Linked DNA regions of Mus musculus: region 2 is linked to region 1. Evidence: chromatin loops called from intact Hi-C (ENCODE). Cell type or tissue: left cerebral cortex. All regions are shown on one strand. Each heading gives the region's core, and the rest is flanking DNA. Links, peaks and the distances in the headings are about the cores only.

Region 1 (2,808 bases), core at 55-2,554:
CCTGAGCGAGGGGCTCCTCTAGGAGTCTTTCAGTATAAAACATCATGTCCAAGGCAATCTATAAAAGAAAGAGTTAATTTTGGCTTATATTTCCAAAAGATTAGAATCTATATTAGCAGGGCAGAGCCAGCAAGCAGGCATGATGGCTGGAACAGGATGCTAAGAGCTCAAATCTTGAAGCACAAGCAGGAAACAGAGAGAGACAACTGGAAGTAAGGCGGGACCTTACAGTCTCAAAGCCTGTCCCCAGTGACATGTGACATACTCTTCCAGCAAGGCCACACCTCCTAAATCCAGTGTTCAAATGCTCAAGACTGTGCAGGACATTTCTTATTTAAATCATTACAGTCACCAGTATACATCACCAACAATGAGCAATGTTAGGGGAAAGCTTAAATAATTCCACTAACAATACCAGGAAACAGACTGAATAATTTAGGAATAAACCAAATTATAAATGGGAATGTTTCACATAATGAGAGTCAGAAAACATTGCTGCATGAAGTTAAAGCAAACACTAATAAATGGCGTCTTGGGTTAATGAGTTGAATGAGGAATATTGTTGAGATGGTCAGACTAACAGTGATCTACAGGTTCAAAGCATTCCCTATCAAACACTAATAATGTCTTCTAGAACTGCATGGGAGTTGAATCGTTCAAAACACTTCAAATATGTACAAAGCTGTGGGCTTATTTGAAAACACACTAGTAACCTATAATAATGAAGTAAATATGAGATACTGACATAGAGGAAAAATAGGTCAAAGTGAAAAATAGAGAGCAATGAATATTAAATGTTCACGTAATGGTAACATGGTTTTCACAAGGTTACCAAAACCACACCATGGGGGGCAGGGTCCAGGGGGACGACAGCAACTACAGTCTATTGAGCGAATGATGGAAAAACTGAATGACAGATTTAGGTCTTACTGTTTACCATGTACAAAAATTAAATCTGAATGAGTTAAAGAGATAAACAAAACTCTAACATTCTAAAATTTCGATAGCAAAACATAGAGGAAAATACTAATGTCGTTGTATGTGGTGACTTCTTGGTTGTGACATCAAAGTACTGTCCAGAGACACGGGAATAGGCAAAAGAGGCTGCGTGAATCTTGAAGATGTTTTACAATGGTCTCAGTTGAGACTGAATACAGAGCTGCCTGAGGGTGAGGGAGTGCGCTTCCCGGGAAGACCGGCAGGGAGCGAGAAGCGCCTTCAGGGCTTTTGAGGCAATGAATCCTTGGAGAAAGGGGTGGTGGCCATGAGTTCGGGAGTGTTGGTGAGTCCTGTTTAATGCTAAGGTTTGGGTGGCGGGAAGGTAGGGCGTAGTACTGCAACTAAGGCTCCGGACTCCTCCTCCATGGGCGGGGCTAGTGACGTCATGATAGATCGTAGTTAAATATGTTTGAAAGAGCTAGAACAACCGCCGGTACTGGTGGCGCAGGCCGGTAGGATTTGCTGAAGGAGGCAGAGGCAGGAGGATCTGGAGTTCGAGGACAGCCTGGTCTACACATTTTTTTTTTCTCGCCAAGAAAAGACCAGCTACCGAATGAGATAAAGTACCCATGCCCACTAAAAATCCAACACCCACGAAACCTCATTGCACCCTCATCTCGCTAGGCAACCGGCACCTAGCTCGCACCAGCTTCTCCAGATACAAAAGCACACCTTAAACACGCCTACCCACGCCCTCACTCCGCACTACTCTCTTCCTCACAGGCTCCCTTTCCCTCACAATACCCCTGCTCAGCCACTACAACCCTTAAGTTACATTTCTCTACTTCTACACGCTCAACGGCTCTGCCTCTAGACATCAACTTCAGGGCTCATTGTCTGGCCTCACAGGGAACAGACACAGCACAGAGATCCGCATTCCCAGTCTCTGCTCCACGCCCTGCATGTGATACACAGATTTGTCCTCTCCTGTCTGCCCTATTCTTTTAGCATCGTGACCTCTTTTCCTCTTCACTGTGCCTGGTACACTTTCTGTCTCCACCAGCTGCCTTTGCTGGTGACCCATAGTCTTCCTCCATCCTCCTCCTCCTCCTCCTCCTCCTCCTCCTCCTCCTCCTCCTCTCTTTGATAACTGTCACTACTTCATGAACACCTCTCTGTGTCACCAGGACACAGGCGTTCTCATCCTCATTCATCTTTCAAAGGCTCCTGAGATGAGCTGCCCCTCACTATTCACGGCCCCTTGGTGATCTCTCACATGCCCAGACTCCTGTAGTAGGGCCAGGGTTCCCACGCACGGGGGCAAGCCTTCCTGTCATGGCGCCACTGTGCTTGTATGCTTACTGACCAAGGCTCCACAGGCCTCTAGGTTGACCTCCTGGGGGGAGTTTTGTGTTCTCTGCTAGTGATGGGACTCCTACTGTCCTTGCTAATGTCTGATGCTTGCAGTCGTCAGGACCCAAGCGTCCTCTGTGCTTGTGGAGCTAGAACATAGGGATGAGGCTGGCTCTGGACTCTCAATGTCTTCCTCACATGGCAACTGGGAGGCTGACACTAATTAACTCCTTCTTAAAGCTGAAGAATGTGGGGTCCTGAGCACACAGCAGTCGCTGTGTAATTCTTCCAGACAGCAAGCAACCACGACTGTTGTTTCTACCCTATGGTCGGTTGGGTCCTGTTGTCATCAACATGAGCATATGAGTACTTAGAACCCTGCATGCATGTCCCATGGGCCACAATGTTCCTGGAAACAGTTAGGATGTAGCCCTATACAAAATTGTAAACTTTCTTAAAACATGATGGTTTTGTGTGTATGTGTGTGTGTGTTGTTTGTTTGTTTGTATGTTTTAA
Region 2 (2,808 bases), core at 93-2,592, 770 kb before region 1:
CTGCTGACTCACCCACCACGCGCACGCTGCGCTTTCGAGATGCCAAAAGTGGCTACAGGCCCTGGGGATACAAGCTTGTCAAAGCCGGTCAAGAATACTTGATTCCGATGACCCTCCTGTGCCAGGGCCACCCGCCATCGCCAGGCTACCTCGGTAGCTCCAGGGCAACCAGCTCCCAAACTCCTCAAGCTTGCCTTCTCCCTCCCCGCCCCCACTCACCGGCACCCGGTCCGGGTATTTCTTCCTAATCTTTTCACCTTCCTTTTTCCGATACTCGAAGGGGTGGTCCTCCTTATACTGGAACTTCATGATGGACCTCAGGATGTAGGGGCTCCCCGGACGGGGCCTGCTGCGCGCGCTGATGACTGCGTCTCGCGTCTGGCCACCCCCAGTCAATGTCAGCCTTATCACAATCGCTCCACCCGCGTCAGCTCCCACGCGCCAGTCGCCGCACTACGTGGCTAAACGTCCAGAGAAGGACCTGGAGATCTCGCGGCCTGAAGGTAAAGGACCACCAGGTAAAGAAATAGGGTGGCTTTTCCCAAGAGCTGGAAACACAAAAACACCAGGGCGGTGCTGTGACATCACGACGCCCCACCCCCGCTCCGCCCCCGGCGCTAAGGACCTGCTGGATCCGGGTGGACAGAAGCTTTGTTTATTTGTGTATCTTCTTTTCACCCAAGCTTTTCCTAAACCACTCCATCGAAACGCAAAAATCATGTAGTCGGGTTTTTATTTTTGAGGATTGATATTAAAGGTAATTTGTTAATTCAAAGAATGCTCTAACAAATGTCGTCTTCCCTCCCCTTCAAGTTTCTTGTTTGATGCCCAAAACAAACACAGAGGAAGAAAATCCAGCTGTTTCCAGAGCAATGGAATCAGGAGTCTGGAGTTGGAAAAGTGCCAGGCGTCACGAGATTTGTAGCCCGGGCTGAAATGTCCTGTGCTTGCATTTTGACCTTTGCCTGGCACCCACGACTGGCCTGCCTTCTCTGCCCCAACTCCTCCTTCTGACTGGTGTCCTTATGTTTGGATCTGTGCTAGAATTGGTTCTGAGACAACATAAACAGAGCATGACTCATGGATTTGAAGAAGTGTAAGGGTGAAGAACATGAAGTCATCAAGGTTAGAAGAAGCGATGCCAGCGATGAACACCAGGCTTCACTCACGTTCAAGGAGAGATGAATCCATTCATTTTATAAGGTTCACCCAGAAGCATGGTTGTTGAGTTCTTGAAAATACAGAGGTCAAATCATTTAGGTGTCTATGTTTCCCCAACAATACTTTGCTCTGGGGTGGGTATCACCTGTAGGGTAGTTGTCCTGATGAAAAGGCCTTATTGGGCACCAAAAGCTCTGACTGGCATGCTGGTGGAAGACCCTCAATAGTATAGAGAGAGTCAGCCCAGGCCCCTCTGACATACCGGGTTTCCATCTTAAGACTCTTTGGATGCGGGGTCACCCTTCTGATTCTACTGGCAGTAACTCCAGACCTATATCTTGGGAACATCGGAGATAAAGTTCAAGGATGCTTTGTGCTGTGAAAATAAAATGACTACTAAGTGGTACCAGGCAAGCAGCCCTGTTGCCTGATTTTATGTACATGACTTAGTGATATGGTTATAAAATATGGGCAAAATAAAGTGAACTGAATTTAACTGGCAAAACAAGAACATGAAATACATAGCCCACTTCTTGGTTTTCTCCTGGTAATCTTTCTTACATATGAAGACAAATGAATTGGTATATAATATTGTTGTATTTATTTATTGTTGTTTTTATTTTCAAATTAAAAATAGTTTAATACCCAGCTACTCATTTTACCCTTGACCCAAATACAATTAAGTCTTTCAGAAGAAATTTTACAACCAGTTGAGACAGATCTGGGATGAAAATGGTAATAGTGTTGTTTTCTGAGTAACCTTCAGGTTTGTTTTTTTGTTGTTGTTGTTTTGTTTTTTTTTTTTATAGATGTACAGTCTCAGCTAGTTGAAGGGCAGTTCTTCAGTCCACTGAAAATGTATGCAGTACATGAAAATTTAAAGATGAAATGTTGGTTAATCAGCTCTTAGGATTTTTAAAATGCTAGTCGTTTACATTAGAATGCAAAATGTATTGGGAGCTGGAGAATGGTTCAGTGGTTAAGAACACTGACTGCTCTACTAGAGGACCAGGGTTTGATTTCCAACTCCCACATGACAGCTCAGGAGTATCTGTAACTCCAGTTTCAGGGGACCTAATACCCTCTCTGACCTCTACTACGTTACTGCATGTCCGTGGTGCACATACATACATATAGGCAGAACCCCCACACAAATAAAATAAAAATAAGTCATATTAAAATACAAAATGTATCTATTTTCACAATTTTACTATTGATTCTCAGAAGGTTCTTTAAAATGTTGTACACAGGTACATTTATAAACTAACAATCAGATAAAAAAAAAAACCTTTTAAGTTGCTTTCTTCAACCATACAAAGGGCAGTTTTAAAAGGACCACATTTTCTCATATAGCCACATCAAATGTTTCTTGTACTGTTGTAATTTTTAAGATTGGATCTCTTTGGTTTTTTTATGCATATCAGTAATGGAGAAGATTTCAGAGTAGTACAAGACAAGCAATATGCCCCTGCTCCAGGTGTCTTCTTCCTTCTGGGAAGTAAACTGCACTTTACCTCTGCCGTCATGTCAACCACCACAATGCATCTTAAAATTATCAGTACCTCCCCAATTAGGTAATTCTTCCTAGAGTTTATACCCAGTGTTCTATGCCTCTTAAAACACAGCTCATCATTTTCCCCAGTCATT

The links. Hi-C counts contacts between places; a loop is a spot of excess contacts. Peaks named below come from ENCODE experiments on the same cell type or tissue, not always from the same donor. Only the 100,000 strongest peaks of a DNase experiment are listed, where the experiment ranks them.
Region 2: a loop joins it to region 1, with 5 times the contacts of the local background. A loop is called at or near these places in 5 of 42 quality-filtered maps.

What each region holds. Positions count from the first base shown.
Region 1 is chr6:128,762,844-128,765,651 of GRCm38, reverse strand. No RefSeq gene overlaps it. Among named protein-coding and RNA genes, the nearest start is that of Klrb1c, 24 kb to the left of the region's middle. In left cerebral cortex, for the core only: a CTCF peak has its summit at 1,236; DNase peaks (open chromatin) are centred at 214, 1,292 and 2,201; H3K4me3 peaks cover 1,165 bases; H3K27ac peaks cover 962 bases.
Region 2 is chr6:129,530,948-129,533,755 of GRCm38, reverse strand. It overlaps Gabarapl1 (gamma-aminobutyric acid (GABA) A receptor-associated protein-like 1), which reads right to left and starts at 564. Exons shown (of 4, transcript NM_020590.4): 1 at 220-564. The coding sequence starts at 309. 1700101I11Rik (RIKEN cDNA 1700101I11 gene) reads left to right here and starts at 472. Exons shown (of 2, transcript NR_045270.2): 1 at 472-518; 2 at 814-1,809. In left cerebral cortex, for the core only: a CTCF peak has its summit at 1,166; DNase peaks (open chromatin) are centred at 545 and 897; H3K4me3 peaks cover 1,076 bases; H3K27ac peaks cover 1,306 bases.